Linked DNA regions of Homo sapiens: all the other regions are linked to region 4. A link is a loop called in an ENCODE intact Hi-C map of the cell type or tissue named here. Cell type or tissue: PC-9. All regions are shown on one strand. Links, peaks and the distances in the headings refer to the core of each region. The heading gives the core; the rest is flanking DNA. Region 1 overlaps CELSR2 (cadherin EGF LAG seven-pass G-type receptor 2). Region 2 overlaps ELAPOR1 (endosome-lysosome associated apoptosis and autophagy regulator 1). Region 3 has its middle 8.1 kb from the start of GPR61. Region 4 holds the start of SORT1 (sortilin 1).

What was found. Peaks named below come from ENCODE experiments on the same cell type or tissue, not always from the same donor. Only the 100,000 strongest peaks of a DNase experiment are listed, where the experiment ranks them.
Region 1: it touches region 4 in a loop (19-fold over the local background); 97 of 110 quality-filtered maps call a loop at or near these places.
Region 2: it touches region 4 in a loop (14-fold over the local background); 19 of 110 quality-filtered maps call a loop at or near these places.
Region 3: it touches region 4 in a loop (7-fold over the local background); 17 of 110 quality-filtered maps call a loop at or near these places.

The regions. Positions count from the first base shown.
Region 1 is chr1:109,260,286-109,267,696 of GRCh38, forward strand. CELSR2 (cadherin EGF LAG seven-pass G-type receptor 2) reads left to right here. Exons shown (of 34, transcript NM_001408.3): 3 at 757-979; 4 at 1,228-1,343; 5 at 1,523-1,611; 6 at 2,002-2,159; 7 at 2,521-2,684; 8 at 2,857-2,982; 9 at 3,326-3,492; 10 at 3,793-4,080; 11 at 4,169-4,343; 12 at 4,583-4,724; 13 at 4,906-5,026; 14 at 5,450-5,633; 15 at 5,820-5,921; 16 at 7,263-7,357. Among named protein-coding and RNA genes, the nearest start is that of CELSR2, 14 kb to the left of the region's middle. RefSeq lists enhancers at 1-8, 522-1,021, 3,458-4,440 and silencers at 3,431-3,480, 4,859-5,045. In PC-9, for the core only: CTCF peaks have their summits at 3,507 (motif pointing right) and 3,732; a DNase peak (open chromatin) is centred at 3,556.
Region 2 is chr1:109,197,319-109,204,729 of GRCh38, forward strand. It overlaps ELAPOR1 (endosome-lysosome associated apoptosis and autophagy regulator 1), which reads left to right. Exons shown (of 22, transcript NM_020775.5): 16 at 156-336; 17 at 661-757; 18 at 1,255-1,356; 19 at 2,536-2,662; 20 at 2,741-2,919; 21 at 3,417-3,582; 22 at 5,626-7,411. The coding sequence ends at 5,694. Among named protein-coding and RNA genes, the nearest start is that of SARS1, 13 kb to the right of the region's middle. RefSeq lists an enhancer at 19-1,218. In PC-9, for the core only: CTCF peaks have their summits at 3,970 (motif pointing right) and 4,172; a DNase peak (open chromatin) is centred at 4,023; H3K27ac peaks cover 156 bases.
Region 3 is chr1:109,528,087-109,535,497 of GRCh38, forward strand. No RefSeq gene overlaps it. Among named protein-coding and RNA genes, the nearest start is that of GPR61, 8.1 kb to the right of the region's middle. RefSeq lists a silencer at 2,581-2,749. In PC-9, for the core only: CTCF peaks have their summits at 4,433 (motif pointing left), 4,687 and 4,895 (motif pointing left); DNase peaks (open chromatin) are centred at 4,385 and 4,945.
Region 4 is chr1:109,395,163-109,402,573 of GRCh38, forward strand. It overlaps SORT1 (sortilin 1), which reads right to left and starts at 2,756. Exons shown (of 20, transcript NM_002959.7): 1 at 2,425-2,756. The coding sequence starts at 2,730. PSMA5 (proteasome 20S subunit alpha 5) reads right to left here. Exons shown (of 9, transcript NM_002790.4): 9 at 3,880-6,928. The coding sequence ends at 6,851. RefSeq lists silencers at 2,533-2,632, 2,643-2,712, 2,753-2,882 and an enhancer at 2,909-3,890. In PC-9, for the core only: CTCF peaks have their summits at 3,000, 3,206, 4,386 (motif pointing left) and 4,591; DNase peaks (open chromatin) are centred at 2,899, 3,759 and 4,339; H3K4me3 peaks cover 2,537 bases.

The sequences.
Region 1 (7,411 bases), core at 1,327-6,326, 140 kb before region 4:
GGGAGAGAAGGGTGGATTTTCCCATCTGATGTTGGAGTTTTCAGCTCCTCTGTTGAATTCTTGTCTGCTCTCAGGGCTCAGTTTCCCACTCTCAGCATGTCCCAGGTGCACAGAGGTCCTTAGTCTGGACCGCAGGGCTCAAGGTGGGAGTCCTCTGCCCCATTCCTGGGGGCTCCCCAGCTTCTCTCTCATACTCTTCCATAACCCAGACAAATCTAAGTGGAAGCCTGGTCCCATCCCCAGGGAGGGAAACTGATCTCAGTGCCTGAGAGGGACAAAAGCACCAGTGGGAAGGAGGGAGGAGGGAGGCTCCCAGCCCTCCCGCTGTCCTGCAGGCCCATCTGCTTGTGCACATTTACCCTCTTGGGGGCCAGGACACCCCCAGGTGTGCTTGGTAGTGTGACATCGAAGGCTCCCGGGATCCGGGCCTTACAACCAAGTGTCCCAGCAGGCCTGTGCTTATGAAACCCAAATGGGGTAGGGAAGGTGCTGGGGACTCCGAGGAACTTGCAGGGGAGCAGTGCGTGGAGCTGTGGCGAGAGCGGCTCAGTGAGCCAAACAGGGTGCCCATGAAGGGCTGGGGACCATAGGTCTCAGAGAAGATGGCACACGAGAGGAAGTGGGGATGCCTGGGAGGTTTGGGGAGTATTACGAGGGTCACGGGAGGCCATGGGAGCTATCACTGGGTTGTGGGGGGTCTCAGTTCCCCTCCTGTCCTCAGGTACTTGGTACTCACCTGCCTTTCCTCTTGTCCAGGTGAGCACTGTGAGGTGAGTGCTCGCTCAGGCCGTTGCACCCCGGGTGTCTGCAAGAATGGGGGCACCTGTGTCAACCTGCTGGTGGGCGGTTTCAAGTGCGATTGCCCATCTGGAGACTTCGAGAAGCCCTACTGCCAGGTGACCACGCGCAGCTTCCCCGCCCACTCCTTCATCACCTTTCGCGGCCTGCGCCAGCGTTTCCACTTCACCCTGGCCCTCTCGTGAGTGGCTGGGCACTGGGGGTGGGGAGTGGGCCTGGTGGGCATCTGAGGTGCCTCCTGTTCTGTGGTTGAAGTAAGAGGTCAGGCAGTGAAAGCGTGGAGCAGGCTGCCGGCAGAGCCAGGTCTGCTCTTGGAGTTGCCTGTGGTTCTGCCAGCAGATCTCCCTCCCCTGCGCTGGTTAGGTGGCGGGGGTGCTGGCATCCAGGTGGGTACCCCATTCCCTGCCCCCATCCCCAACTCCTGTTCAGGTTTGCCACAAAGGAGCGCGACGGGTTGCTGTTGTACAATGGGCGTTTCAATGAGAAGCATGACTTTGTGGCCCTCGAGGTGATCCAGGAGCAGGTCCAGCTCACCTTCTCTGCAGGTGATCACAGTTGCCCCCCATCCTTGCCCATCTTCCAAAGGCCCCAAGTCTTCCAGCCCCTGACCCCAAGCCACATACTCTATCAGCCAAATCTGGGCCCAGCCCCAGCCACTGGCACCCCAAACCCTGCCATTCCTAGCCCTCGTCAGGCATTCCAGCTCACCTGGTCCTTTCCCCAGGGGAGTCAACCACCACGGTGTCCCCATTCGTGCCCGGAGGAGTCAGTGATGGCCAGTGGCATACGGTGCAGCTGAAATACTACAATAAGGTGGGTGTGGAGGGCACAGAGGGTTGGGGGTTCTGTTCTTGCCTCAGGTGCTTACCCAGCCCTGAGTGGCATTGCCTCCAGGCTTGGGTGGGCTGGTCAGGGCATTTCTGGCTGAGAGGAAGGGAGCGGCTGGGAAGGTGCCACCTTGCTGGGCATTCCCACCCCACTGGGCACTGCTCGATGCTCTCTGTTCCACTAGGCAGCCGCAAACTTGGACACTGAGGAAGGTAGTTACATGCATAAACCACGTGAGCACACGTGTGTGTATATGCATGTGTGTACGTGTGTCTGGGCATGTGGGTGCACACAGAGGCACCCAGTGTGTGCTGGCCATGAACCTAGTGGGCTCTGTACTCAGTGTCCCCCTTCTCTGCTCTTTCCTGTCCACAGCCACTGTTGGGTCAGACAGGGCTCCCACAGGGCCCATCAGAGCAGAAGGTGGCTGTGGTGACCGTGGATGGCTGTGACACAGGAGTGGCCTTGCGCTTCGGATCTGTCCTGGGCAACTACTCCTGTGCTGCCCAGGGCACCCAGGGTGGCAGCAAGAAGTGAGCAGGGGAAAGGGCCAGGGATGGGGTGAAGTGAGGGCAGGGCCAGGCAGGGAGGGAAGGTGGAGAGGGTGGGCTTTTGGGGTCTCTCTCCCTTTGCCTCTCTTAGCCCCTGCTCAGCCCTGGGGATGGGGTCAAGACTGGGGAATCAGAGCAAGGCCCTGTGGGGCAGTCTGGGGAGGGGGCTGAGTGTTCGACAAGAACAGTTCCAGGTAGGGGTGACGCCCTTCCTGAGCACTGCTCTGCAGGGCCTCTTGGACACCTGCCTACGCCGTTCGTGTCTCTGGCCTGGCGGCAGAGCGAGCGGAGGACCAGAAGCTCCCAGCCCTCCCTTGTGCCGCCACCATCTTTGCTCCCCCAGGTCTCTGGATCTGACGGGGCCCCTGCTACTAGGCGGGGTGCCTGACCTGCCCGAGAGCTTCCCAGTCCGAATGCGGCAGTTCGTGGGCTGCATGCGGAACCTGCAGGTGGACAGCCGGCACATAGACATGGCTGACTTCATTGCCAACAATGGCACCGTGCCTGGTATGGGGGCCCGGGGTGGAGCCAGGCTGGGATCCCAGTGCTGAGAGGAGGGGCTGTGCCTGGTGTGAGGATGCCAGAATGGAGGGTCTCAGAGGCCTCTCTAACTGCTGCCACAGGCTTTCTCTTTAGAGCCCCAGCTCAGGTCCACTGAGCTGCCTTCTCTCCATTCCAGGCTGCCCTGCCAAGAAGAACGTGTGTGACAGCAACACTTGCCACAATGGGGGCACTTGCGTGAACCAGTGGGACGCGTTCAGCTGCGAGTGCCCCCTGGGCTTTGGGGGCAAGAGCTGCGCCCAGGGTAGGAGGGGCGGCTGTTAGAGGCCACAGCCTGGGTGCCATCAACAGTCTGGGAACTGGCAGGGTTGGGGCAGGCACTGGGCAGGGCTCTGCTGAGCGGGGCTGTGGGTGGAAAAGCGTGTCTGGGCAGAGCCCTGAAAGGGCAACACAGGAGACAAAGGGGCCAGTCAGAGGCAGGCCTGGGCACAGCGTGGGGCGGTCCCAGGGCAGGTACGCACTTTGGAGGGCGGGGCTGATGAGGGGAGTGGGCTCTGCCTCCCGTGCAGCCGCCACCGCTGAGCATCACAGCCCCAGGGCCCTCTGAGGCTCCACCCGTCACAGTCTGCCTTTTCCTGCCTCCCCAGAAATGGCCAATCCACAGCACTTCCTGGGCAGCAGCCTGGTGGCCTGGCATGGCCTCTCGCTGCCCATCTCCCAACCCTGGTACCTCAGCCTCATGTTCCGCACGCGCCAGGCCGACGGTGTCCTGCTGCAGGCCATCACCAGGGGGCGCAGCACCATCACCCTACAGGTGATGCATGGAAGGGCGGCTGGCCCTGGCCTGGCCATAGGGCCCTGGTAGCCTCTAGGCGGCTGGACAGAAGTGGCTGGGCAGGTCCTGGGCAGGGGTGGGGACATATAGAGGCCGCTGGATCCGTTGGGAAGGTCAATGCTGCCACCTGTTGGGCCTGAGGGAAATAAATACGCTTTCCTCTCTATGGCCTCAGCTGGGCAGCGGGATGGGTTTGATGGTCCAGAAAGGGGAACTGTGAGCTGGAGAACAGTGATTAAGGCCGTCTGCTGACCCTGTTTTCTTTCCTCCTGGTGTCAGCTACGAGAGGGCCACGTGATGCTGAGCGTGGAGGGCACAGGGCTTCAGGCCTCCTCTCTCCGTCTGGAGCCAGGCCGGGCCAATGACGGTGACTGGCACCATGCACAGCTGGCACTGGGAGCCAGCGGGGGGCCCGGCCATGCCATTCTGTCCTTCGATTATGGGCAGCAGAGAGCAGAGGGCAACCTGGGCCCCCGGCTGCATGGTCTGCACCTGAGCAACATAACAGTGGGCGGAATACCTGGGCCAGCCGGCGGTGTGGCCCGTGGCTTTCGGGGCTGTTTGCAGGTGAGTGTCCTGCCCTGCCCTCCCATCCCCTCCCCCACCACCTGCAGCCCCGCTCCACTGAGGGCAACACTGCTCCTGTCCCTCCCAGGGTGTGCGGGTGAGCGATACGCCGGAGGGGGTTAACAGCCTGGATCCCAGCCATGGGGAGAGCATCAACGTGGAGCAAGGCTGTAGCCTGCCTGACCCTTGTGACTCAAACCCGTGTCCTGCTAACAGCTATTGCAGCAACGACTGGGACAGCTATTCCTGCAGCTGTGATCCAGGTATGCTAAGGATCCAGGGCAACGGGCAGGTTATCAGGTGCCTGGGGCCACATGCTGGCTCTGCTGTGTGACCTGGGGCATGGGGCATCACACCACCTCTCTGAGTCTTAGTTGCCTACACAACAAAGCCATAGCCAGCTGATAGGATGCTATGTGGAAAGAAACAGATGAAGGGTTTGATGGAAGATGGTGCCAGGGGAGGGTGGGGGAATGAGCCTCTCTGGTCCTTCTGGTCCCAGGTTACTATGGTGACAACTGTACTAATGTGTGTGACCTGAACCCGTGTGAGCACCAGTCTGTGTGTACCCGCAAGCCCAGTGCCCCCCATGGCTATACCTGCGAGTGTCCCCCAAATTACCTTGGGCCATACTGTGAGACCAGGTAAGCAGACCAGGGCATGTGGCAGCAGGTCCCAGTGGCTGCTGCTTCTCTCTGGTGTGTCCCTCAGAGCCCCGAAAGCCTGGCTGATCCACAGCCAGGGTCAGAAGGGCCACATAGGGCTCACCTAGGTTAGGTGGGAGTGGCAGGGGGAGCTCATGCCTACCTGGGTCCCTCTCTGCAGGATTGACCAGCCTTGTCCCCGTGGCTGGTGGGGACATCCCACATGTGGCCCATGCAACTGTGATGTCAGCAAAGGCTTTGACCCAGACTGCAACAAGACAAGCGGCGAGTGCCACTGCAAGGTGACAGCCCCAAGCAAGCCTCCACTGTGGCCACTTGGGCCTCTGTCCACATCTCCTGGGCCCTAGAGGGCAGGCTGTAGGGATGGGTCTTCCTGTAGAGCTGAGGGCCTTGTGCCTTTGCTCTCACAGGCAGGGCAGTTGGCTGCTTACCTTCGTGTGTCTGAGGCGCAGGGGGACCCTGGGCCAATGTGTAACCCATGAGCTCTGGCCTGGTGTGGTGGTGGTTTGCAGCCTGTTCTGATTCTGTGACATCTCGCTGATGGGCTCAACTCCAAAGCATTGCTAGTGTTAATTATTTTGAATACTGCTCCTGAGGGGACCTGAGGTCGGGACCCTCTCCACAGGGGCCACAGCTGAGAAGGACCCATGAGCATCCTGGGAAGAGAGCCTGGCCAGTGACACCGTTCTTCCCTCCTTTCTCAGGAGAACCACTACCGGCCCCCAGGCAGCCCCACCTGCCTCTTGTGTGACTGCTACCCCACAGGCTCCTTGTCCAGAGTCTGTGACCCTGAGGATGGCCAGTGTCCATGCAAGCCAGGTGTCATCGGGCGTCAGTGTGACCGCTGTGACAACCCTTTTGCTGAGGTCACCACCAATGGCTGTGAAGGTGGGGCTCCTGGGATGGGTGGGCAGCCCTCCTTACAGTGTGCTAGGCACCTGCACCCCAGGAAAGCCAGGAAGGGGCTGGTTGCAGGCCTGGGGAGGCCTGGGGAGGCCTAGGGAGGGCTGGGGAGCCTGGGCAGGACAGCAGAGGGAGAGCTGCTCCTGGGTGACCATGTGCTCTTCCCCGCAGTGAATTATGACAGCTGCCCACGAGCGATTGAGGCTGGGATCTGGTGGCCCCGTACCCGCTTCGGGCTGCCTGCTGCTGCTCCCTGTCCCAAAGGCTCCTTTGGTAGGTGTTGGAGGCCCCGATGTGATGTCGAGGACATGGCCTCTGCTGTTAGTGGGATGAGGGCAGGAAGCTCCTGGCTGAAGATCCGGGGACCCCACTTTCTGGCCTCCAGGTCCTGGGATTTCATTTCCCATCTTCCTTGGTTCACATTCCCCCTTCCCCATGTTGCCCAGGTGTGCCTACATCTTGGACTGTTTTGTTTTGTTTTGGTTTGGTTTTTTTTCTGGGACAGAGTCTGTCACTGTCACCCAGGCTGGTGTGCAGTGGCGTGATCTCCGCTCGCTGCAACCTCTGCCTCCCAGGTTCAAGCAATTTTCCTGCCTAAGCCTCTGGCCGCCACCACACCTGGCTAATTTTTTTTTTTTTTTTTTTTTTTTTGTATTTTTAGTAGAGACAGGGTTTCACCATGTTGGCCAGTCTGGTCTCGAACTCCTGACCTCATGATCCGCCTGCCTCGGCCTCCCAAAGTGCTGGGATTACAGGCGTGAGCCACTGCACCCCACCACATTTTGGACTTTTTTTTTTTTTTTTTGAGACGGAGTCTCGCTCTGTCATCAGGCTACAATGCAGTGGCATGATCTCGGCTCTCTGCAACCTCCACCTCACAGGTTCAAGCGATTCTCCTACCTCAGCCTTCCGAGTAGCTGGTACTACAGGCGTGTGCTACCATGCCCAGCTAATTTTTTATATTTTTTTAGTAGAGACAGGGTTTCACCATGTTGGCCAGGATGGTCTCGATCTCTTGACCTTGTGATCAGCCCGCCTCGGCCTCCCAAAGTGCCGAGATTACAGGCGTGAGCCACCGTGCCCAGCCCACATCTTGGACTCTTAACAAAAATGCTGAAAAACCTGCACTGTGCTTGGCATAGGGCTGTGCTAGAGATTCAAAGATGAATCATGCAGGGTTCCAATCGTCAGCTCACCACCGAGTCCTGGAGTTACGCCACCACAAAGGCAGACAGTCTGGGGAGTAGGGGGTGTTGGCTGCTGACCCAGGACACCCAGCCCAGGATGGGGGCTGGCGCTGGTCCTGGACTGGCAATGAGCAGGTTCATAGGCAGGAAGTGGCGGAGAGCACAAAGTGGTGGCTGGAGACAGGCAGGATGGGGGCTCAAGGAGGTCGTATGCCCTGTTCCCCTAGAGCCCATGTGTGGACTGATCTTGCGGAGATTTTTGGCCCTGGTGTTCTACATACCTGTCTTCCTGTTTCACCAGGGCCCTTGTTTGCTAGTTACTGTCCCCGGCCCATGAGGTGCTGGCCTCCAGCAGAACCTCTCAGCCAGTCTCAGGGGCTTCCTGTGTGTCTCCCTGAGGCCGGCCCTTTTGGCTTCCTTCCCCCAGGGACTGCTGTGCGCCACTGTGATGAGCACAGGGGGTGGCTCCCCCCAAACCTCTTCAACTGCACGTCCATCACCTTCTCAGAACTGAAGGGCTTCGTAAGTGAACCCCCTCATCTCCATCTTTTCCCTGTCCTTCGTCCTGAGTCTCAC
Region 2 (7,411 bases), core at 1,397-6,396, 200 kb before region 4:
TGTCTCGTCATTAGACCTGGGATGAATCATTCCCCTACAACATACCATTGAAACGCTGAAAATTTAGATGTAAAAAAGCCTTCCCTATTCCCTTCTGGGAATTCCTCTGTGACCACTCACTTCTTCCTACTTCTTCCTCCCCACTCCCCAACCAGGGTAGGAAAATGTCTGTGTGCACCGACAATGTCACTGACCTCCGGATTCCTGAGGGTGAGTCAGGGTTCTCCAAATCTATCACAGCCTACGTCTGCCAGGCAGTCATCATCCCCCCAGAGGTGACAGGCTACAAGGCCGGGGTTTCCTCACAGCCTGTCAGCCTTGCTGATCGACTTATTGGTGAGTAACTCCGCTGCCTCAGCCTTGTTTGAGAGTGTGTGTGTGTGTGTGTGTGTGTGTATGTGTAAGAGAGTGTGAGGTTACCAGTCTGGGAGGTAAAAGGCCCCACATGAGGGGCCCAACCTCTTGACCTGTGTTTTCTATTCCACTCTGTGTGCAAAGTGCTCCCAGGGACTCTGACAAACCCTTGTTTCACCCTTTCATAAGCCACTCAGGGATGTGATGAGATGAAGTGAGGTTGGATGTTGACAGGTATTGGAAGAATTGAAGTGGTTGCCAGCTAATGCTACTAGTGAGAACTAATTAGGAGCTCTAATTTGGCAGGGGTGACAACAGATATGACTCTGGATGGAATCACCTCCCCAGCTGAACTTTTCCACCTGGAGTCCTTGGGAATACCGGACGTGATCTTCTTTTATAGGTGAAGATGAGAGGCTAGGCTAATGCAAGTGAAACCTAGGACTCCTCCATAATTTCTGCTGCATCCCTCCCTCTCTAGCCACCTACTGCTTATCAAGCCAGAACATGTCTGAGGTCTAGCAGATCTGCCCAGTCATGATAGCTAAGGGCTGGGAGTTCCTGATCCCAGCTTCCTGGATATTACTGGAGCAGATCTGCCCTAGAGGCAAGGAGAAATATTGGATGATCTGCAGTGGACTTCCCTTCCAGCCTAAGCAGGCTCCAGTGTATGCTAGCCATGACTTTCCTAAACCAGGGCATTTCCCCCTTGACTACATATTGTTGATCCCCACCCTTTCCACGTATAAACCAAGGCCTGTGCACTCCCTGTGTGCCAGGCTAAAGCCCAAGTCCTGACTTCCCCAGCAAGGGAATTGCTCCATGCGGATTTCTCTTGGTGGCTGTCCAATAACACAGCTGAGTGACTCATTCCCTCATGGGGGCTGGCTTTCTCTGCAGGTCCAATGATGTGACCCAGTCCTGCAGTTCTGGGAGATCAACCACCATCCGCGTCAGGTGCAGTCCACAGAAAACTGTCCCTGGAAGTTTGCTGCTGCCAGGGTAAGCCCTGCAAAGGGATGTAACAAAGGCCAAAATCTCCCTTGAAGTCATTCCATCCTGAGATCCAGAGATTACTGAAAAAGAGCAAAAAAGAAAAGAGTTTGAGATCCATTAATGGGTGCTTAGGGGCACAGTCATGGCCCCAGACCCTCAGTCTTCATATGGCAAGAATGGGGTAGAAGGAAGAGTGAAAGCTATTCTCATATTCCTGGTCCATTAAGGCAGCAGCTGCGTAGCATGGTAACCAACAGCTCGGCTGAGAGCCAGGTTGAATCATCTCCTCCACTAACCAGCTATGTTATCATGGATGCATTTCTTACCTTCTTTAGGCCTCTTTTTTCCATATCTGTAAAAATGGGCATAATGCTAAATTCCCTCAGCGGGTTGTTTTGAGGATTAAATGAGACAAGGAGACTTTAGGACGTTTCATGATCTCTGGCTATTATGAGGATTAGTAAAGGTTTAGGGATCCTAGGAATCTCTCTGCAACGAAAATACCCAGTTCTGAGGTTAATAGCTGAGTGAACTAAATCAAAAATTTCTAAATGAATATGACCACAGGACACCCCCTCCCCTCCCCGCATAACAGCAGCTAACATCTTGACGGGCACTAGCGTCTTGAGGAAGACGTTTTGGATATGCTGCGCCTAAACTGACTGGGGAGATGGGGAGCAAAGCAGGGCGTCTTGACCCAGTAGTGGTGTCTGAGTGTCAAATCCCTGTTCTTGCCATTGTAAACATCACAGTAAAGTACATAACAGGTATCCATACCGGAAGTTCATTCCTGAACCCCACCTCAACTCCAATCCCACCCCGAGGAAGCTGCATCAAAGTGGCTATTGCAAAATGTCACAAGTCTGTGGGGAGGACAGGAACCTCAAAGGGGTTGATGAGACAGCCATGCTGGAGCTCAGACACCTTACAATAGCTCTCATAAGATGTCAGCAAAAACATAAACGGGCAGAGGGTGGGGAGCCCACTGGAGGCCAGGAAGGCCTCTTATCAGTGAAATCAGAGATCAAAACCTGTGTTAAGGACTAGTTGGAAGGATCCTGGTAGGGCTAATGGTTTGGGCAGGGAGAGGGTAAATCAGGCAAGCTATGAGACAACAGGCTTCCAACCAGATCTTCCCCACCCCTCCAGCGAGTGAGAGCTCAGGTCTCTTTTCTGCTTTGCTAGAACGTGCTCGGATGGGACCTGTGATGGCTGCAACTTCCACTTCCTGTGGGAGAGCGCGGCTGCTTGCCCGCTCTGCTCAGTGGCTGACTACCATGCTATCGTCAGCAGCTGTGTGGCTGGGATCCAGGTGGGTTTCCCTCTGATCGGGCACTTCCATGAGAGAAGGGAATGGGAGATCTGAGTTCCTTGTTTTTCTCCCCAACAGAAGACTACTTACGTGTGGCGAGAACCCAAGCTATGCTCTGGTGGCATTTCTCTGCCTGAGCAGAGAGTCACCATCTGCAAAACCATAGATTTCTGGCTGAAAGTGGGCATCTCTGCAGGCACCTGTACTGCCATCCTGCTCACCGTCTTGACCTGCTACTTTTGGAAAAAGAATCAAAAGTACATGTTGCGGTATTGGAGTGTGGGGATGGACAGGGTTGGATTATTGATCAGGGAGAATATCTGAAAGTATAAATTAATGGGGTTTTTCTCTGGAGTTGGCTACAGACTCTGTGACTTATCCAGTGCATGGTTTGGTTATCCTGACTCCTGAACAGGGATGGTACCACGTGGCAGTCTATAAATGGATGTTAAATTCTCAAAAGCAAAGAGTATCCTCAGTTTGCTATTATTAACAGTACAGAGAATGACATTATGATTTTGATATTTCCATTAAATTTTGAGATCATAGAAACAGACAGCCTTAAGGAACAAAGATCACTGAACTGGGAACTAAGATTCCTTCTATTACCCCAGCCCTGACACCATTTTACCATGCTTCAGTCTCCTTACCCATGGCATGGGAATAGGACCTGTTCATAGCCTAACCTCTCTACCTCTTTCCCCCTTATTCCCACATTTTGGGATCTTGTCTTTCCCATCCTCCTGTTTTATAGACTAGAGTACAAGTACTCCAAGCTGGTGATGAATGCTACTCTCAAGGACTGTGACCTGCCAGCAGCTGACAGCTGCGCCATCATGGAAGGCGAGGATGTAGAGGACGACCTCATCTTTACCAGCAAGAAGTCACTCTTTGGGAAGATCAAATCATTTACCTCCAAGGTAGGGGTCCTGGCCAGTGCACTGAGGTCAGCCTGGAGGGCTGGAGGAGACACTGCTCCTCAGACACTGAATGGTCCTGTACCGTTCAGGGATGGGCACCCTGCTCCCCACGCCCGATACAATTCCATTTCCCCACTCTGAAAATCCTGCCTTCTCCTTCTGTGTTTCTACACCAATACTCTTTCCCCCGGGGCCCAAGGCTGCTCTTGATCAGGCTCCTTCTCTCTCAACATGCACTCCAGTTAGTGAACTGTTTGGGCCTTTTCACTTCCAGAAGGAGTACTGAACCATCTATGTTGTAAGAATCATCCCCTACTCCTTTTTTTATTTTCACTGAAAAGGGAAAAGGTGATCTCTGGGATCAACTTCTGATAGAAGTCAGGCTCTCCTTTGACCAGTGGGGGGTGCTGTCTTCCAGGTGTCTGGGTCCAGTCCTTTGGGAGCTGAATCATAGTTCAGTCTCAGCTGTTCCCCACTGAGCAATTCTGAGCTGGGAGGGCTGGCTTTGTGTGGGTGGGTGAGTATGAAGCTTATAAATGCAATACAGACAATACTGTCACTGGGTGTGGGGCCAGCAGACAGCATACAAGCAGGTCCTCCAGGGCTATAGTCCTCTGCAGCACAACTCTGCCAGTGCCCATACCTGACTACTGCTCTGAACCAGTTCATCCCAATAGGAGTGGGTGGGGAGGGCGGAAAGAGGGAGGAGGGTATTGGGAGGTGGTGAAGAAAGGACCGTGCTTGGGTGTTTAGATTGCTAAGTCTTGTTTCCTTTGTGCTGACCTGCTAGGGAGACTCCCTTGGCCTCCTTAGACTGCGATTTCTTTTTTTTTAAATGAATGGGAGAACAGTTCACCCTGGGACTCTTGAGTCTATCTGGGACTGCTAGAATTCAGCAAAGGTGCAAAGCAGGGGATTTTTAAGATTTTTGGCTCATGCCTGTAATCCCAGCACTTTGGGAGGCCCAGGCTGGAGGATCTCTTGAGGCTGGGAGTTCAAGATCAGCCTAGACAACATAGGAAGACCCCATCTCTACAAAATAAAAAACAATCAGCTGGGTGTTGTGGAGCATGCCAGTAGTCTCAGCTACTTGGGAGGCTGAGGTGGGAGGATCACTTGAGCCCAGGAGTTGGAGGCTGCACTGAACTATGATTGTGCCATTGCACTCCAGCCTGGGCAACAGAGCGAGACCCTGTCTCTAAAAAACATGTATTTATTTATTTATTTATTGAGACGGAGTGTTGCTCTGTCTCCCAGGCTGGAGTGCAGTGGCATGATCTCAGCTCACTGCAACCTCCACCTCCCAGGTTCAAGTGGTTCTCCTGCCTTAGCCTCCCTAGATGCTGGGATTACAGGTGCTTGCCATCACACCTGGCTAATTTTTTTTTTTTGTATTTTTAGTAGAGACAGGGTTTCACCATGTTGGCCAGGCTGGTCTTGAACTCCTGACCTCAGGTGATCTGCCTGCTTTGGCCTCCCAAAGTGCTGGGATCACAGGTGTGAGCCACTGTGCCTGGCCAAAAACATTTTTTTAAAAGAAAAAAATTTTTTTTTTTTTGAGACAGAGTTTCGCTCTTGTTGCCCAGGCTGGAGTGCAGTGGCATGATCTTGGCTTACTGCAACCTCTGTTCCCGGGTTCAAGCGATTCTCCTTCCTCAGCCTCCCAGGTAGTTGCGATTATAGGCGCCTGCCACCATGCCTGGCTAATTTTTGTATTTTCGGTAGAGACAGGGTCTCACCATGTTGGTCAGGCTGGTCTCGAACTCCTAACCTCAGGTGATCCACCTGCCTTGGCCTCCCAAGTGCTGGGATTACAGGCATGAGCCACCACACCCCGCCTAAAAGAAAAAGATTTTTATTGTTCTCCAACTGACCCTGAAGGGAGCAAGCAGAATAGAGGGTATCTCATTTCTGTGTTTCCACAAAGCCACTGAAACAGGAATTTCATAAGGGTTCCTTCTGTCACCTATTTTCCATTTCTCTCCTTTGTCCCCAAACTTGCCCCTGTGCAGCAGCCAGCTCCTGTCACCATCTCTCTTTCAGAGGACTCCTGATGGATTTGACTCAGTGCCGCTGAAGACATCCTCAGGAGGCCTAGACATGGACCTGTGAGAGGCACTGCCTGCCTCACCTGCCTCCTCACCTTGCATAGCACCTTTGCAAGCCTGCGGCGATTTGGGTGCCAGCATCCTGCAACACCCACTGCTGGAAATCTCTTCATTGTGGCCTTATCAGATGTTTGAATTTCAGATCTTTTTTTATAGAGTACCCAAACCCTCCTTTCTGCTTGCCTCAAACCTGCCAAATATACCCACACTTTGTTTGTAAATTATGCCCTTGCTTGTATCTTGTTTCCCAAAATGGCCCATCCGCCAGAGCCATAGCTTCGTCTGCTCATAATTCTTATAGCTTTGGAATGAAAATATTTCTATCTTCTTAAGTATAGAAACTATTTCCTCTGTCCTCTAACTTAAGGGCAGAAACAGCTGGGAGTTTTCCTCGCATGCCCTCAGCTCATGATCTCTTCAGGAGAGAGGCTGGGTGAGGAGGGTGTCGGGGTTCCCTGGTGGATAATCTTCATAGCAGCCTGGATCCATTTCCCCTGGATAACCAGCTCAAAGGGAGTGAAAATGGTAGTCTGAGGGCAAGGGGAGCAAGGCCTGGGTAAGAAAAGCCTTGAAAAGCATAAAAAGAGGCCGGGCGCGGTGGCTCACGCCTGTAATCCCAGCACTTTGGGAGGCCGAGGCGGGCAGATCATGAGGTCGGGAGATTGAGACCATCCTGGCTAACACGGTGAAACCCCGTCTCTACTAAAAATACAAAAAATTAGCCGGGCGTGGTGGCGGGTGCCTGTAGTCCCAGCTACTCGGGAGGCTGAGGCGGGAGAATAGCGTGAACCTGGAAGGCGGAGCTTGCAGTGAGCCGAGATCGCGCCACTGCACTCCATCCAGCCTGGGTGACAGAGTGAGACTCTGCCTCAAAAAAAAAAAAAAAAAAAAAGAAAAGCACAAAGAGAGGCAACAAGGAATGTTTTTGTTTTTGAGACAGGCTCTCACTCTGTCACCTAGGCTGGAGTGCAGTGGCATAATCACTGTTCAGTGCAGCCTCAAGCTCTTGGGCTCAAGCTATCCTCCCATCTCAACCTCTCAAGTAGCTAGGACTACAAGTGTGCACCACCAGGCTCACTAATTTTTATATTTTTTGTAGACACAGGGTTTCACCATGTTGCCCAGGCTGGTCTCCAACTCCTGGGCTCAAGTGATCTGTCCGCCTCAGCCTCCCAAACTGCTGGGATTACAGGCATAAGCCACTGCACTCAGCCTTTTATTTGTTTTTTAAACCACGTAGCTCATTGCCTTCTCTTAAGTAAATGATAGATATTCTCACTGAAGCCAAAGGAATAAGTTCATCAAGAAAATGCCCAAAGCCCTGGTGGATACATCCTCCCTATCTTTTTTTTAAACCTTCCACTATCACTCTATGACACTGAAAAGAACCAGGTAAGCCCCAAACCCAGATGTTCCAGCCTTATCCTCTGTTGGGTTTACCCACAGACATAGCAAACCCTGTCAGTGAGGAAAATTCCCCATCCTTGAGTGCCCCCGTCCTAGAAGTTTGGGCCATATTATGGAACAGGGGTCTCTTATTTGAAAAGAGCACAAGGAGGCCAAGATTTTAATGGGGCACTTTAGGGGATACAGCCCACAATGGCATGGGCCTGAGGTGGCCGTGATGTCTGCTTCTAAGCTTAACGCATCTGCTCAGGCACAGAATAAACGTCTAGGCTGGCCAAAAAAGGAACTGAATCCCAGGCCCATACGCCAGCACC
Region 3 (7,411 bases), core at 1,620-6,619, 130 kb after region 4:
CATGGCCTCGGAAAGCTGGCCCTGGGAACTCACTTGAGTGCCCTCTCTATCTCCAGTCCGGTTGCCATGTCATCTTCTAGCCCAGGCACACGTTCCCTTTCCTCAAAATGCCAGCAGCAAGAGCAGTACTTGGTTTCTTCCAACTCACTCTACCCCTGTGAATCAGGCCTGAGGAAGTTCCAGCAATGCCAAGTTACCATTAGGCTCCTTCTGCTCTAAGCACCTCTTGGATCCAGACAGACAGATGGATCAACATCAGGCACAGCAGAGCCCAGGGGTCTCTGCTCCATGCTTTGGGTAGCAGCTGCTCCTAAACTGACAGGCTCACCCGAGAGGAGCCTACTTCTGGTGGCAGTGGTGTGCCCGATGCGCATTCTGATGGCCCCAGCTGTCTTCACTGTTCCAAGAGTCCTGAGGAAGAGAGTGCACCCTGGGCTTGTGAGGAGTGTTTGTTGGGTTTGCTGAGCATGTTAAATGAGTCAAGGGTGATCCACTAGACCTTAATCAGTGGCTTTCAGAACTTGGAGCCGAAGCCCTGTGGTGGAATGGAACCAACGCTGACTATCTGGAATTTGGGAAACCTCATCTGAAACCTGCCTCTAACCAGCTGGATGTCCCTGAGCAAATCCTTCTGCTCCCTAGGACACAGCTTCCTCATCTGTAACATGAGGAATACGCTGTGCTGCTGTAAGGGCCCTTCTGCCCTTTGTACACCTCTGGATGTATGAGTCTACCAGCTCTTCAGGGCAGGGGCTGGACCTGGGCCTGGGCCTAGAAAGAGCTCACATCTGGAATTCAGGCCTTCTGACCTCTGTGTTCTATTCACCACTGATTCTGGGAATGGAGGCCATGGTGGGAAGTCTGGGGAGCGGCCGGTGCTATGCATAGCCTGGCCTCTGTCCAGTGGGTAGGAAACTGCCCAGGAACCCAGCAGCTAGCTGGACCCAATAGGACTTCCAGTGATTGGTGCTGTTCCCATGGTGGTGCTGGAGGGTGAGGGTGCAGGGCTGGAGAGTGGAGGTAGGATGGAAGGGAGCCCGGCAGTCCCCACACCTCTCCTGGAGAGTGAAGCCTCCACCAGCGGCCTGAGGACATGTGCCCAGGACACCTTGGAGCTACATTAGAACTCAATGTGGGGCTGGGAGTGGTGGCTCACACCTGTAATCCCAGCACTTGGGGAGGCCAAGGCAGGTGGATTCCTTGAGGTCAGGAGTTCGAGACCAGCTTGGCCAACATGGCAAAACCCTATCTCTACTAAAAATATAAAAATTAGCCAGGCATGGTACCAGCTACTTGGGAGGCTGAGGCATGAGAATCGCTTAAATCTGGGAGGTGGAGGTTGCAGTGAGCCATGATTGTGCCACTGCACTCCAGCCTGGGCAACAGAACGAGACCGTCTCAAAACAACAACAACAACAACAACAACCACAACAAAACACACACACACACACACACACACACACACACGCACAAAACAACCACCACCCCCTCCAAAAACCCTCAATGTGGAATAAATGGGAGAAACACAGAGAGAACTAAAATGAAGCCCTCGATAGCAGAATCAGCCAGGCATAGCAGAGCTTAAGGCTTATTAGAGCTTGCTTTCTCCCTCTGTAAAATGAGGAGTGAGGCTCGAGCTATTTTGGAGGTCTTTTCTAGCCTTCACACTTTATAACCCTGTAAGTAAGAATCCAGCTCATTAGGTACTACTGAACTCCCCTCTGACAGCAGTCTTCTCTGCTGTCCTCCTTCTCCCTCCACACGGCAGGTCAGACCGTGTGGAGAGCCTTGCCCCTGCTCAGGTGCTGCCCAGCTAAGCTGCTGCTTGCCCAGGCCCGGGACAGGGAGCGGGAGAAAGACAGAACTATTGTCTCTTCCCTACCTCCTTCCAGTATCCCACACTCCCCAAGGGCCAGAGGATCCCCTGCCATCTCTCCACCCCACAGGAAACCAAACCCGGCAGAGCCCAGGGGCACAGAGAGGTGGGCCCAGGGCCAACAGAAACAGCTGCCTTAAGGTGTCATCTTGCCATGGGGGTGGAGAGGAGCTGCACTTTTGAGGTCCCCTCTGAGACCAGCTAGGTAATTTGAGCCTCTTTCTTGCCCTTCTTAATTCTCTGAGAGAAGGCTCCGAGGGTCCCTTCCAGCCAGGTCAGGGCCAGCCCAGAAGCCATGAGTCCATCTCTCTGGGCTCCAGGATTGAAGGAGTAGAGCTTTTGTGTGTGAACTCCAAGGAGCTCAGCTAGCGTAGCAGCGCTGGAGAGAAGCACAGCCAGAGTGCCAGAGAAGGCAGCCACTAGGCTGCTTTCCCCTAGACAGACGGGGTATTGATCCTGCTTGCACGCCACCCCCCTCTCCCCAACACTCTCCACTTCATGGCGCAGCTAATGGCCTGGAAAAAACTGGCCAGCTGTTCCCCAGCTGTGACATAATGAGCTCAGGGACGATCAATGCCGTTCCGGTCTCTAATTAGGCCAGGGAGCTGGCTGCAGCGAGAGTGCGGCCTGTTTCTTGAGGGCACCACTTCTACTCCAGTCCCCAGCTGCTGTCTGTTGGCAGCCACCTGGGCCCATGCATCTACGTACCAGAGGAGCAGACAGGGCCCTCCAGCGGCCCTTGGGAGGGTCATTTGACCCAGAGCTCCTTTTCCAGCAGCAGAAGTAGCGACTTCATACGCACATTAGGTGGGGAGCCTGGCCTGCACGTGAAGCTCAGGACTCCCTCCAGCTGCGGTAGCACCCCTCTCTCTGCCTGGGTCTGTCACTCATCCAGTGGCCTTCAACTGCAACCCTCCAACTCCCTACCCCTGAAGCCCTGCCCAGGACCCTTCCCACTACTGGTCCTGAATGCTAAGCCCAGGACTGCAAGGAAGAGGCTGGTAGCACAATTGGCTTCTAGCCCAGCCTCCCTCTGCTATTTATACCCTCAGTCCAGGGAGAGATGGATCCGATACTCAGTGTATGCACTGCAGAGGAGGAAGTGAAGATGGAGAGAGAGATGGAAAGCGAAGGGGGAAAGGTGTACACTGAGGCAAAGAAACAGAGAGGTCAAGGAGCAGAGGCCCACGGCCAAGAGGCTCCAGGACTCAGAGAGTTCTGAGAACAGGATGCAGAGAGCAGACGACAGATCAAAGAAGAGAAACCAAATAAGGGAGACAGGAAAAGTGAGAAAATGGGGCCATCAAGGAAGAAAGGAGATGAGATAGAAGAACCAGGACACACCCTGTGCTTGTGGGGGTCAGGCCCCAGGTGCTGGATCAGATGTCTGATCAGGGAAGCGGAGGTGCTGGACACACACTGTCCAGGGGCCTGGTGTGAAATTACAGGAGTTGGGAGAGAGTGCCTCAGAGGCACAGGAGCAGGGCTATGTGGGTGTGAGCAGAGGCTGGTCTGGAGGGACAGGGCTGGGCAGGACAGGCTAGGGATAGGAAGGCCAGGCAGGGATCCCCTCCTAGAACTGTGGCTGTGGGTTCCACTCTCTGTGGGTGGAGGTTCAGGTTCAGGCAGGGAGCTAGAAGCAGGTGTCAGCAATGCGGGGAGGAGAGAAGGGGACTGTTGTGGGGATTTGGGAGTAAGGAGGGCCGGAAGGGAGGGACGTCTAGGCTTCCTGCAGCCTCTACTTCAAGGAAGCTCAACATAGCTCCACGGCCTGGGACAGGGCATTCTTCAGCCAGCTTCCAGCCATCCTGCCATTCACACAATCACACAAATCAGTCAGATGGAGCCCCTGAGAGGGGTCTTCCTGAGATCCAGCTGACCCTGGTCATTCCTTTCTCAGTCTTTTCCCAGTCCTAGGACTGCACCTCTTCATGACTGTGGTTTCCAGAATAATGGCCTGGTTTGTAGAGATCAGAAATGCCCACTGCTGTTTCCTGTATCCCTCCACCCACCCAGACTGAGCCTCTGAAGCTGTCCGGGGCCTGGAGAGAGAAGCCACTCAAGGACAGCAGCTGCTGACTCAGACGCTCAAATTCTCGGGCGGAAAAGGACCTTAGAGAATGCCTAAAATCGTGGCCCAATCCCTCATTGGAAGCTGGGGCTCCGAAAAGCCGGGGCTCCGAAAAGCTGGGAGAGCAGCCCAAAGCGTACTGCCCACTAAATGTGGATGCACGCTGGACCGCCGGTTCAGGCCTCCTTCTGGGACACCAGTCGGCCCATCTCTTCCTCATAAGCTCTTAGGAGTAGGAGGGATTTTATTTAACGAGCCAGGGCCCTCTCGCCTGGTCCTCCCAGCCGACTGTGATGGTGTAAAAAGGTCAGAGTCCACAGGACCACCATAGGACCACGGTCTCCAGGAGGGAGAAGGCAGGTGGCGGTTGGGCGGGGAGAAGCCTGTCACCGGGGACTGCAGTCAACTCTTTGCAGCTCTGTGGCCAACACTGCCCCCTTGTGGTTGCTGGCTGTCAAGGCAGTCTGGGGGCCGGAAATGGAGAGGCTTGGGTCCTCTTTCCCACCCAGGACCTCACCCTCTAGGAACCCCTGCCTCGTGCGATGCTGATTTACATCCTCCAGGGATACCCCTCCAGGGGAGGCCATCCAGGAGACTGAGCTTCCACTTGCCATTCTGCAGTAGGGTCCCCAGGCATGTGGGTGAGGGCTGACCACCTCCCGGGCGCCCAGAAACCCCAGGGGCCACTCACAAGCTATCTCTGGATCCCCAAGGAGTCCCCCAGAGTTCTAGGTCTGGAAGTCTGTCCCTCCCTTCAACCAATGGGCATAAGAGTCGGGGGGTGCTATTTTTAGGTGGGGCAGGAACGCAGGGAGAGGACTTTGGAGGGAAGGAGATGTCTGGGAAAGAGGTCACAGGACCAGTATCATTGTGCTCAGTGGTGTCCAGCCTGGACAGGGAAGAGTCAGGTTCCCTTGGGCTCAGCAGGGGTTGGCTTGGCTGAGGATGAGATGGTTAGGGGCGACTGACCCAGAGACATAGAGCAGGGGTGCCCCCCAGAGTCAGACACCAGGCACTGCTGGGAGTGCTCTGTGGAGCTCTCAGTTGGGAAACCCAGCCCAGTTCTTTTTGTTTTCAGGCCAGGGCCAAAGAAGTAGGCCTTGAACTGGGCGTTCCAGGGTGGAAGGACCAGCCGATAGTCCAGATGCCATGTCCTCTCAGGACAGGCTGGACAGCTTCTTATGATATCATTACTCTATAGGGAGAATTTCCTGGCACTCAAATTACCACTCCACCTTTTCCCCTCCTCTCCGAAGAATGGACATGGTCAGTCATGAGTACCTGGGCCAAAGATCCTCAGAGCCCCACCTAAGAAACATGAGAGTCATTTGATGCTGTATCACTTCATCTGTGACCTCCCCTTTCTCCTGAGTGCACTCTGTCACACATTCACATGCACTATCTCCTTGATGACCTATATGGATTTTTATTTCTCCCTCTGGGCCTGAATGACAAGGAAAATCCCTCGTCTCTGATTCAACCCCTTGCTCTGGAACTTGTGGGTTCAGTAAATACTTATCAAAGGACCCACCAAAAGACAGGAGGCTGGGCCTGGAATCCCAGCATTTTGGGAGGCCAAGGTGGGAGGATTGCTTGAGCCCAGGAGTTTGAGACCAGCCTGGGCAACATGGCGAGACTCCCATCACTATAGGCGGGCAGATCATGAGGTCAGGAGATTGAGACTGTCCTGGCTAACATGGCGAAACCCCGTCTCTACTAAAAAAAAAAAAAAAAAAAAATTAGCCGCGTGTGGTGGTGGGCGCCTGTAGTCCCAGCTACTCGGGAGGCTGAGGCCGGGGAATGGCGTGAACCCAGGAGGTGGGGCTTGCAGTGAGCCAAGATCGTGCCAGTGCACTCCAGCCTGGGCGATAAAGCGAGACTCCGTCTCAAAAATAAAATAATAAGATAAAATAAAATAAAATAAAAATAAAAAATTAGCTGGGTGTGGTGGCACACCTGTGGTCCCAGCTACTCGGGAGGCCGAAGCAGGAGGATCACTTGAGCCTGGGAGGTCGAGACTGCAGTGAGCCATGTCTGCGCCACTGCACACTCCAGCCTGGGTTTCAGAAAGAGACTCTATCTTAAAAAAAAAAAAAAAAGATAGGAGATGGGCACATCTGTGGCCTTATGTTTCCCTGCTCAAGACATTTTGCTATGTTGACTTCTCAGTCTGGCTTCTCAGCCTGGCTTGCAGGGGGCGCAGTCCCATAAATCTACCATAAATCTACCTTTCTATTCTCACTTCTTCCCTACAGCCAGATTATTTTTCAGTCAAATTGGAGAACTCACAGTGCCCTAATATTTCCTAAACTTGCTATTTCCATATTTTTGGTAGGCCTTCTTTTTCCATCTAGACTACTGTCCTCAGCCTCTTTCAGTTACTCACAGTTAAAATCCTACTCCTCCTTTAAGACCCGTGCCACTTCCTTCATGAAGTCTTCCTAGATTTCATGAGGAAGTAAGTTCACTTTTTCCTTTGAATCTCCCCAGCAATTTCACCATCCCTTGACACTTACAGCCTGCATTGTCCCCATCCTAGACATAAGCACCAAGAAGGCAAGTCTGTATTTGTTTAATCTTTGTAACCCTCTTCCTCACTTCCTATACAGAGCTTTGCATATAGTAGTTGCTCAATAAACATGTCTTGAATGGAGTGACATAGAGCCTGCAGTTTGGGCTGCTAGGAGCTGAAGGAGGTGGGAATAGGGTGCTCCCAGGCTTCAGGAGACCATAGGAATGTACTCAAAATGGGGAGACAAGGACAGTACAGAGGTAAGTGGGGTGTCTGGGCCTTCTCAGAACCTTGCTGGGGAGGAGGAGCTGAAGAAAACAGACAGCTGGGAGGTCCTAGGGATATGGTGGGTTGAGGAAGGGCCCCAGGAACCCAAATGTGCGCCATTAATGACAAGCTGAAAAAAGGAGCAGGACTCCGGAGGCTTGGGTTCTGGTTGCACCTCCTTTACCCTCTAGCTGTGTAGCCTAGCCCTGGGCAAGTTCCCTTTCCACTCTAGGCCTGTTCATCTGTAAAATCAGGAGTTAGACACCTGACCTCCTGTGATCCTTTCAGCTTTGCTACTCTGGCCCTATGTCAAGCTTCTGAAGCAGGGTTGTGCTGAGCAGTGGGGATTTGTGTCTGCCTCCCCAGGCTTCAGCACCGGGGATGACCCCACCCAGGTCCTGGACAGTATTTCCCAGAGAAGGGGACAGAGCCCAAAGCCATGGGGAAGGAGGTACGTGGCCTGGGTAAGCTGCGTCCTGGCTTGGAGGATGTGAAAGAAGTTCCAGGGGGAGATAACTCCCCTCCAATTCAGAGCAATTAAAGTGCCAAGTTTTCAGGCCCCAGGGAAGGGTTTTGGGGAACTCCCCTTTCCATAACTGTGCTTCCCTGTCTTCTTCCTTGCCTCATCCCCATAGTATAGATCTGGGGTTTGAACCCCAGTTGCTCAACTGTGTGGCTCTGCAAA
Region 4 (7,411 bases), core at 1,542-6,541:
GAGATCTCTGAAGAAGAGACCACGGATGACTAACAAACGCAAAAACTTTTTTTTTTTTTTTTTTTTTTTTTTTTTTGAGATAGAGTCTCACTCTGTCACCCAGGCTGGAGTACAACGGTGCGATCTCGGCTCGCTGCAACCTCTGCCTCCTGGGTTCAAGTGATCGTCATGCCTCAGCCTCCAGAATAACTGGAATTACAGGCGCATGCCACCGCGTCTGGCTAACTTTTGTATTTTTAGTAGAGACAGGGTTTCACCATGTTGGCCAGGCTAGTCTTGAACTTCTGACCTCAAGTGATCCACCTGCCTTGGCCTCCCACATTGATAAGATTACAGGCATGAGCCACCGTGCCCAGCCAAAATAGCTATTTTAAATAAGGTCACTGAAAAAAAGACTGGGAGAGAAAAACTAAAAAAAAATTATTGCAAACAGCTAAATGAAAGAAATAGAAGAAAATTTCTTTACATGTGGACTTCAAAGAATGAGTGGTTTTAGGTCTACTCTTCCACAGATTTGGCCTTAGAACCCCTGAGCCAGTTTTTTCAACCTCTTTCTTTGGAATCAATATATTACAAATGACACATCAATTCAAACTAACCAGGAAGACTCTGACTCAAGGAATAAATCCAGGCAGGGCATAGTGGCTCACGCCTCTAATCTCAGCACTGTGGCAGGCTAAGGTGGGTGGAGCACTTGAGCCCAGGAGTTCAAGACCAGCCTGGGGAACATGGCAAAACCCTGTTTCTTAAAAAAAGAAAGAAAGAAAGAAAAGAACAATTAGCTGGGTGCATGTACCAGTAGTCCCGGCTACTTGGGAGGCTGAGGTGAGAGGATCACTTGAGCCCAGGAGGTCAGGGCTGCAGTGAGCTGTGATCACACCACTGCATTCCAGCCTGGGCAACAGAGTGAGACCCTATCTCAAAAAAAAAATAGTAATTACACAAAAATTAGCTAGGCATAGTGGTGCACACCTGTAGTCCCAGCTACTCAGGAGGCTGAGGTAAGACTCTATCTCACAAAAAAAGAGAAAAAGAAAAACAGGAGTAAATCTAAATCCAGGAGTAGCAGCAGACCTAAAGTTAGGTCAACCAGCGAGAGAAGAATTTGAAATATGGAGCAAGAATGCTGTGACCAGCTAGCTCAAGGAAGGAAGTGGTCCAGTATAAATTAAGCATTAGTGTTGTAAAGCCTTTCTCAATCCCCCACTGTGAGAAGGAAGTCTATTCGATTTTTTTTTCTCATCAAGTAGGAAGACTTCCCAGTACTCATTCTACCCAACCTGTCTCACCCTCCAGCACTAGCTTGGCTACCTTTACACAGCTGCTGCTCGGGATACACTAAGCACAATTATTCCTGAATATTTGTGTCTTGTGTCCTCAGATCAGAGAATTCTATTACAGGTAACAAGTATGGTCCAGATAACCAGGCAGTCCAAAGGGAGACTGAGGCTTGGCTGACGCTGAAAAACGGTTACAGAAGGACAAGTGCTGGCACAGAGCCTTGGCCACCCATCTCTGCCCCCAAGTGCAATTCATTTTCTTTGAAAGAGGAAAACAGGCAAGGGAGAAAATATATAGAATTGAAAATACATTATGCAAATGTGGCTAGCAAGGATTAAATTGTTAATTTTAGAGAAATAGGAGAAAGATGCCCAAGTTGTGCTGAAGCAAGGAACCAGGACTTTCTTAATAATTAGTTTTGTCAGTCCAGTAGTGTGCAAAGGTTGAGCTGCTTGTCCCCAGGGACAGAAATCCCATAATTTTGAAAGTCTTTTGACCAAGAGCTGGCTCAAAGCAGAATATGTGCAATGCGTTTCTTAACTATTGAAAATCTTGTCACCACGGGATATAGACATGCTAGTCAGACTTCCGTACCATGACAGAAGGTCAAATCTGAAGCAGTAAAAGAGATCACATAAATATTGCCATCTCATTTCCAAGCTAGTCCCCTTAACTATTAAAACACGGTGACCAGATCGCTGCTTCGGGCCTCCTGAACTCCCGCCTCTCCCACCCGGAAAGTACTGACCCAGAGAGGACACACCTTTGCTTCTGCGCAGCCCAACTTCTGCAAGCGCTCAAGAGTTAATTACTCCTTCACCTTCCTGGGGCCTAACAGCGTTACTGGGTCCTGATTATTTATACAGACGAAAAACGATGTTCAAGAGATTTTGACAACTTAAAAAAAAAAAAAAGAATGCGGTGGAAGTCTAAGATTGCCTCCCCTATGACAAAACACAGCCCCGCCGGCCGCCCGGGCCCGACTCCGCCCGCCCGCCCGCCGCAGTTTCGGGGCTGCGGCCCGGGGGACGCGGGCGCGGCAGGGCTGGGGTCTCCTCCGGGAGTCGCGGGGCGCACGGGCCGGGAGGGGCACGCGGGCGGCACCTCGCACCCGAGCGGCTCCCGGGCCCGGCGCCCGCTCACCTGGTGCGTGTTGTTGGCCAGCTTGGCGACGAAGTCCCGGACCCGGCCGCACTCCTCGTCCTCGCCCGGCGCGCTGCGACGCCAACGGCCGCCGCGGGGAAACGCGCCCCCGGCTGCGGCCGCCCGCAGCCCCCAGCTCACCCCGATGGGGCCAGACCAGCGCGGCAGCGGCGCAGCGGGCGGCGGCGGCGCGTCCAGCCGGTCCTGGCTGAGGGTCGACGGCGGCAGCAGCTGCAGGAGGAGGAGGAGGCCGAGGCCATGGGGCCAGCGCGAGAGGCCGTCCGCAGCTCCCCAGGGCCGCTCCATCGCCGCCGAATGCCGCCGACGCCGACACCTGCCGCCCGGCGCGCCCGCCCACCCCCGCCGGCGCGCGCCACACCCCCGAGCCGAGCGCGGCGCTCCTTGGATACGCGCGGCCGGGCCTCTCCGCCCCATAGGCTGGCCGCCTGTCCCTCTTCCCCGGCCCACTCCTCATTGGCTCGCGTCGCCTCCGGCTTCGGGGGTCCTGGATTCGGATGCTAAGATGCGGGACTGATTGGCTGGAACGGGGCAGAGACTGCTGAGGTCAACCCCGCCTCGCCCGGCGTCTCCCGGGCCCGGCTTGTGGAGTTCACGTAGGAGCTTCTCATACCTTCCCGCCGAGCCCCGGGCTCCTGGCGTCGCGACCCCTTGCCGCACCTCTAGCGCCCTCAAGTTGGGGCTGGGTTACGTCCCTCCTGTTCCCCAGAGACACTCCTAAAATTCCTTCGGTGAGGCAGAGCCTGGAAAAACCTACCCAGGAAATCCCTGAGCTTGCTCAGCTGGAAAAGGGGGCTCCATCATGAACCGGGGCTTCGGGTTTTTATAAACCCCGCTCACTGGAGCGCCCATTGTCTGCTAAGCAGCTGCCTTGCTGCAAGAAGGTGAATGCGAACTGATGTGGGCCACATCCTACGGAGACAGACATCAGGACATCCGTGACTCCTGCAAGCCTGAAGAATAGTCTTTCCATACGTTTGGCCTCTCTCACCTTCCTCTTCTGAGGGGAGGTAGGCCAAAGGCGGAATTACTTACAGGTTTTCCAGGACTTCGAATGTAGCTTAGGCATTAGGGGCAGGTAAAAGAGGGGCAAGAGAATGATCCAATGCCTACTGTACACATGATCATTTCCTAGATGCACATTTATTTTACCAAAGTGCCTTAACTCTGCAGTGAGAGCTTCGGACAAGTTTGGTTCCAGTATGTGATGTCCTCTAAATTAGCACCCCGATCCACCTCTAATGAATAAAATAAAACCCCTACGCTGTTCCCTTTACCGCAGAAGCTGCACACACAACTTCTACAACACGTAGCACAGGTAAAACCAGTTCTGAATCCTTAAGCTTACTGACTCCATCCCTTCAGAAAGCTAGAAATTGTTCAGTAGAAAAGGTAGCAAATAGAAAGATACAAAATATGCAAGTCATTACACTCAAAGCAAGTAAAGATTACTTTTAATTATAAACTGGCCATAAACCCAAATGAGGATATAGTCATTGTAGAGCAAAATGATACAATGCACCCAACCCGATATTTACATTAAAATATTTCCAGTCACATTAACTTTCAAACAAAAAGACTTAACGAATTTACAAATTTTTCCAAGACGTGAGAAGTGAAAAATGTTTTTGAATGCCATCTGAGCAGGATAGTAAAATCACTAGAATAGTCTTTTTAAGTTCTCAGTTACTGGACTGAAAAGATAAAGCTGATGAAAATTGGTGAACAATTTGTTCCTTTCCATAACTACTATCAGATTAATTTAAAAAAGATTATTTTTAAATCTATGCCAACTATGGGAGTAGATCACAAGACAGTCAGTTCCAGTAGCATGTGATTAGGTGGGGGGAGGAAAGGGGGTTATAAAGGAATATTTCTTTGTTTGGGTGACACAAAGATGAATGGTCTATTGTCTTACTGTCTGAAAAGAAAAAACAACTCAACAGTGCCACCTCCTGGAGAAATTACCAAATACACTTTTAAACGCTATTAAATTTGTTCCAATTATCTGTACCTTCACTTTTTAGTATGTTGCTTTTAGTTATCACAGGCTTACAGTACTTATATATTTCCTTCTTCAAACTGTATCAGCTTCTGGGACATGGTAACTTGCATATGGCACTGAGAAAATGTTTGAGTGAATATATTTATTATTTCACTTTTTAAATTGGAAACCCTAGGAACTATATTTCATTTTTGTCTAATGAGATTGACATTAAATATAAAAGTGGCACTGTCAGTTCTCCTTTGTGAGATACTGGACATAAGATTTCACCTTATTTGCAGGACTAAAGTAAATTTATCTTATTACTAAAAACCGTACCTTTCTCCAGGAAACATTCTATAGCAGAAAGATAACATAAAGCAATTACACATCATGAAACCATTGCTGTTCGTAGTAAGATCACTTCTTTAACCTAAGAAAGCTTGTTTTAATATTCTACAAAAAAATCAAAGTTCTACCTCTTTGAAGAATGCCAATTATAGAAGGTACGAAATTTACTGTTTTACCAGGTAAAACACAAATATGCTGCCCAGCCAGTGGGAGGGAAAACAACTTAAGCTGAGGCGAACGGACATAGGCTAAGAGCTACTCCTTAGTATTTGGGCATTTTTCCCCCTATGAAATGCATGTGATTCAGAGACACAACTCACCTCTCCCAAAAGCAACATGGGCTTTATCCATTTCTGCATTAACCTAGAGTTAAAAAGGAATATTGTTTATTGTTTGGCTCTCCCCACTAGAAGTTTCACAGGAGCACAGATCATATCTACCATTTGAACAGCTCTCTGCCTGATGGCTAATACATTTCTTGGCATATAGTAGGTAGGTGCTCAATAAATTTGTTACAGGAATAAATGAGATAGGATTTTCAAGGGTATTTTCTATTAGGATTTAATAAAACAAAGTGATCTTTAGAGAAACAAATCTCCCCATCAACATGCTATACTTAATAAGTGTTAAAATCACTAGAAGTCTCTGGAACATTCAGTAACAATATACTCTAATTCTCTGCTTTCCTTATGTGTTATTCTAGGGCAAAATCCCTTTCTTCCAAATGTTTCCTATCATTGCAGTTTCCAAATGTATATAAACATGTTGTTTTTTGTTGAACTACAGTATGGATTTAGTATGAATTCAGCCTATCCAAATAGTCATAATTTATTAACATATAGTACAACTTCCTACACATCAATATACCCAGAGCCCAGCAAATAATTATGGGGTCCCTGTTAGTGAATTAAATCAATTCTGCATCATCCACATATGGATTAGCCATGTTGTGGACAGTGCAAGTACTTTTCAAATCTCCAGATTTCCCTATTACTCAAGAGCTGGTGATCTGAAACAAGAAAATTTGAGCTGTTCAAGTCCCAACAGCTTAATTTTGTGTGTCCATGGGCACACAGCATTAGATTCTTCATCTGTTAAGTAGTGATACTGATACCATCTTCCCGTGGTAATTTTTGAGGCTGAGATAGAATGATTCTTTAAACAATCTCCACCAATCATATGATGGCAGCTCTAATGGGGAAAGTTCATCATTCATTCCAAAGTCTAATGTAAACTGCTTCTGAATTTTACAATTCTCTTACTGATATAGAGATTTGTAATTGATTGCCAGTGAGGCCAAGGTCATTAATTTAATTCTTAGTCCTTCACTTCGTAAACAAGGAAATCTCTTTCCAAATTGTCTATCAAGACCCAAGAACTGGTACAACACTGTTGATGGCTGATTCCAACCCATCAATGTTTTGAGGAGGACCTCAAAACATGTTCTTCTGATAGTCAATTAGTAGCATCTCCTTATAAGAAAAGCAGCAAAAATACACGTTTGCTCCAGAAATTATAGGGCCGAAATGGATTTACAGTGCTGTTAACATCTATTAACCACTGGGAAGAGCTGGACTAGTTCATTTATCAACACCATGGGATTAATGGATATAGTTGATTCTGTTATAGAGCATCACTAAAACAGTTTTAGAACAGACATCTTCATAGAATAGGGATATTAATAACACTGTCCTTTTGGCCCACTAACATTTGCATTTCAAACAAAAGACTGTATTACAATGGCTGGGCACAGTGGCTCTCGCCTATAATCCTAGCACTTCAGGAGGCAGAGGCGGGAAGATCACTTGAACCCAGGAGTTTGAAACCAGCCTGGGCAATATAGTGAGACCTCATCTCTTAAAAAAAAAAAAAAAAAAAAGACTATTAGAAGAGAACAGTCTATTAACAAATATTTTAAAATTTTCTTTATTTCAGAACTGCCTTTATGTACAGACATCATTTAAAAAATGCACATACAATGGAGATTTTCCAAGGAACAGGAGCTGGAAATAAAATTTAAGGACATTATTAGAACTGAAATTGTCCCAGAGAAGTTCTGAGGATCAGGATTCCTTAAATGTCCTTGATAACCTCTTCAAGTTCTTCCTTTGTGAACATGTGGAAATTCTGGCCAGGCTGCACTGTGGCTAGCTGGAAAGAAAACAGAAGGGTTAATAAGCTGGGCTGAGTTACCCTGCTGATGGCCCTACCATGGTCAGGAGAAGCTGTGTTGGTGATGCAGCTATTCATTAGGAACTAAGGGATCTGCTGTCCCAAGGATATCCTTTCCAGGCAGCAGGTCCCTAAAATAGCTCTCTGGCTCCAAAATAAAAATGCTTATTGACCAAATTTTCTATTTTAAGGTTAACTCACCACATCATACTTAACCAAATGCCTGGCATCATTGTCACTTCTTGAAGTCACTTCAACAGGGATCACAAAAGCAGCAGCAAAGTACATGGAGTCAGTACTTTTTTCTGTTAAAGACTCCTTTAGAAATATATTTGAAGTATATTTAAATACTTAAAAGTTGAGCTTGTGTGTGTGACTTGAGGTTACTTGGCCACTCTGTGCCTCTATTTCTTCATCTGTACAATGAGGACAATAAGAATAGCTAATTCATAGAGTAGTTGT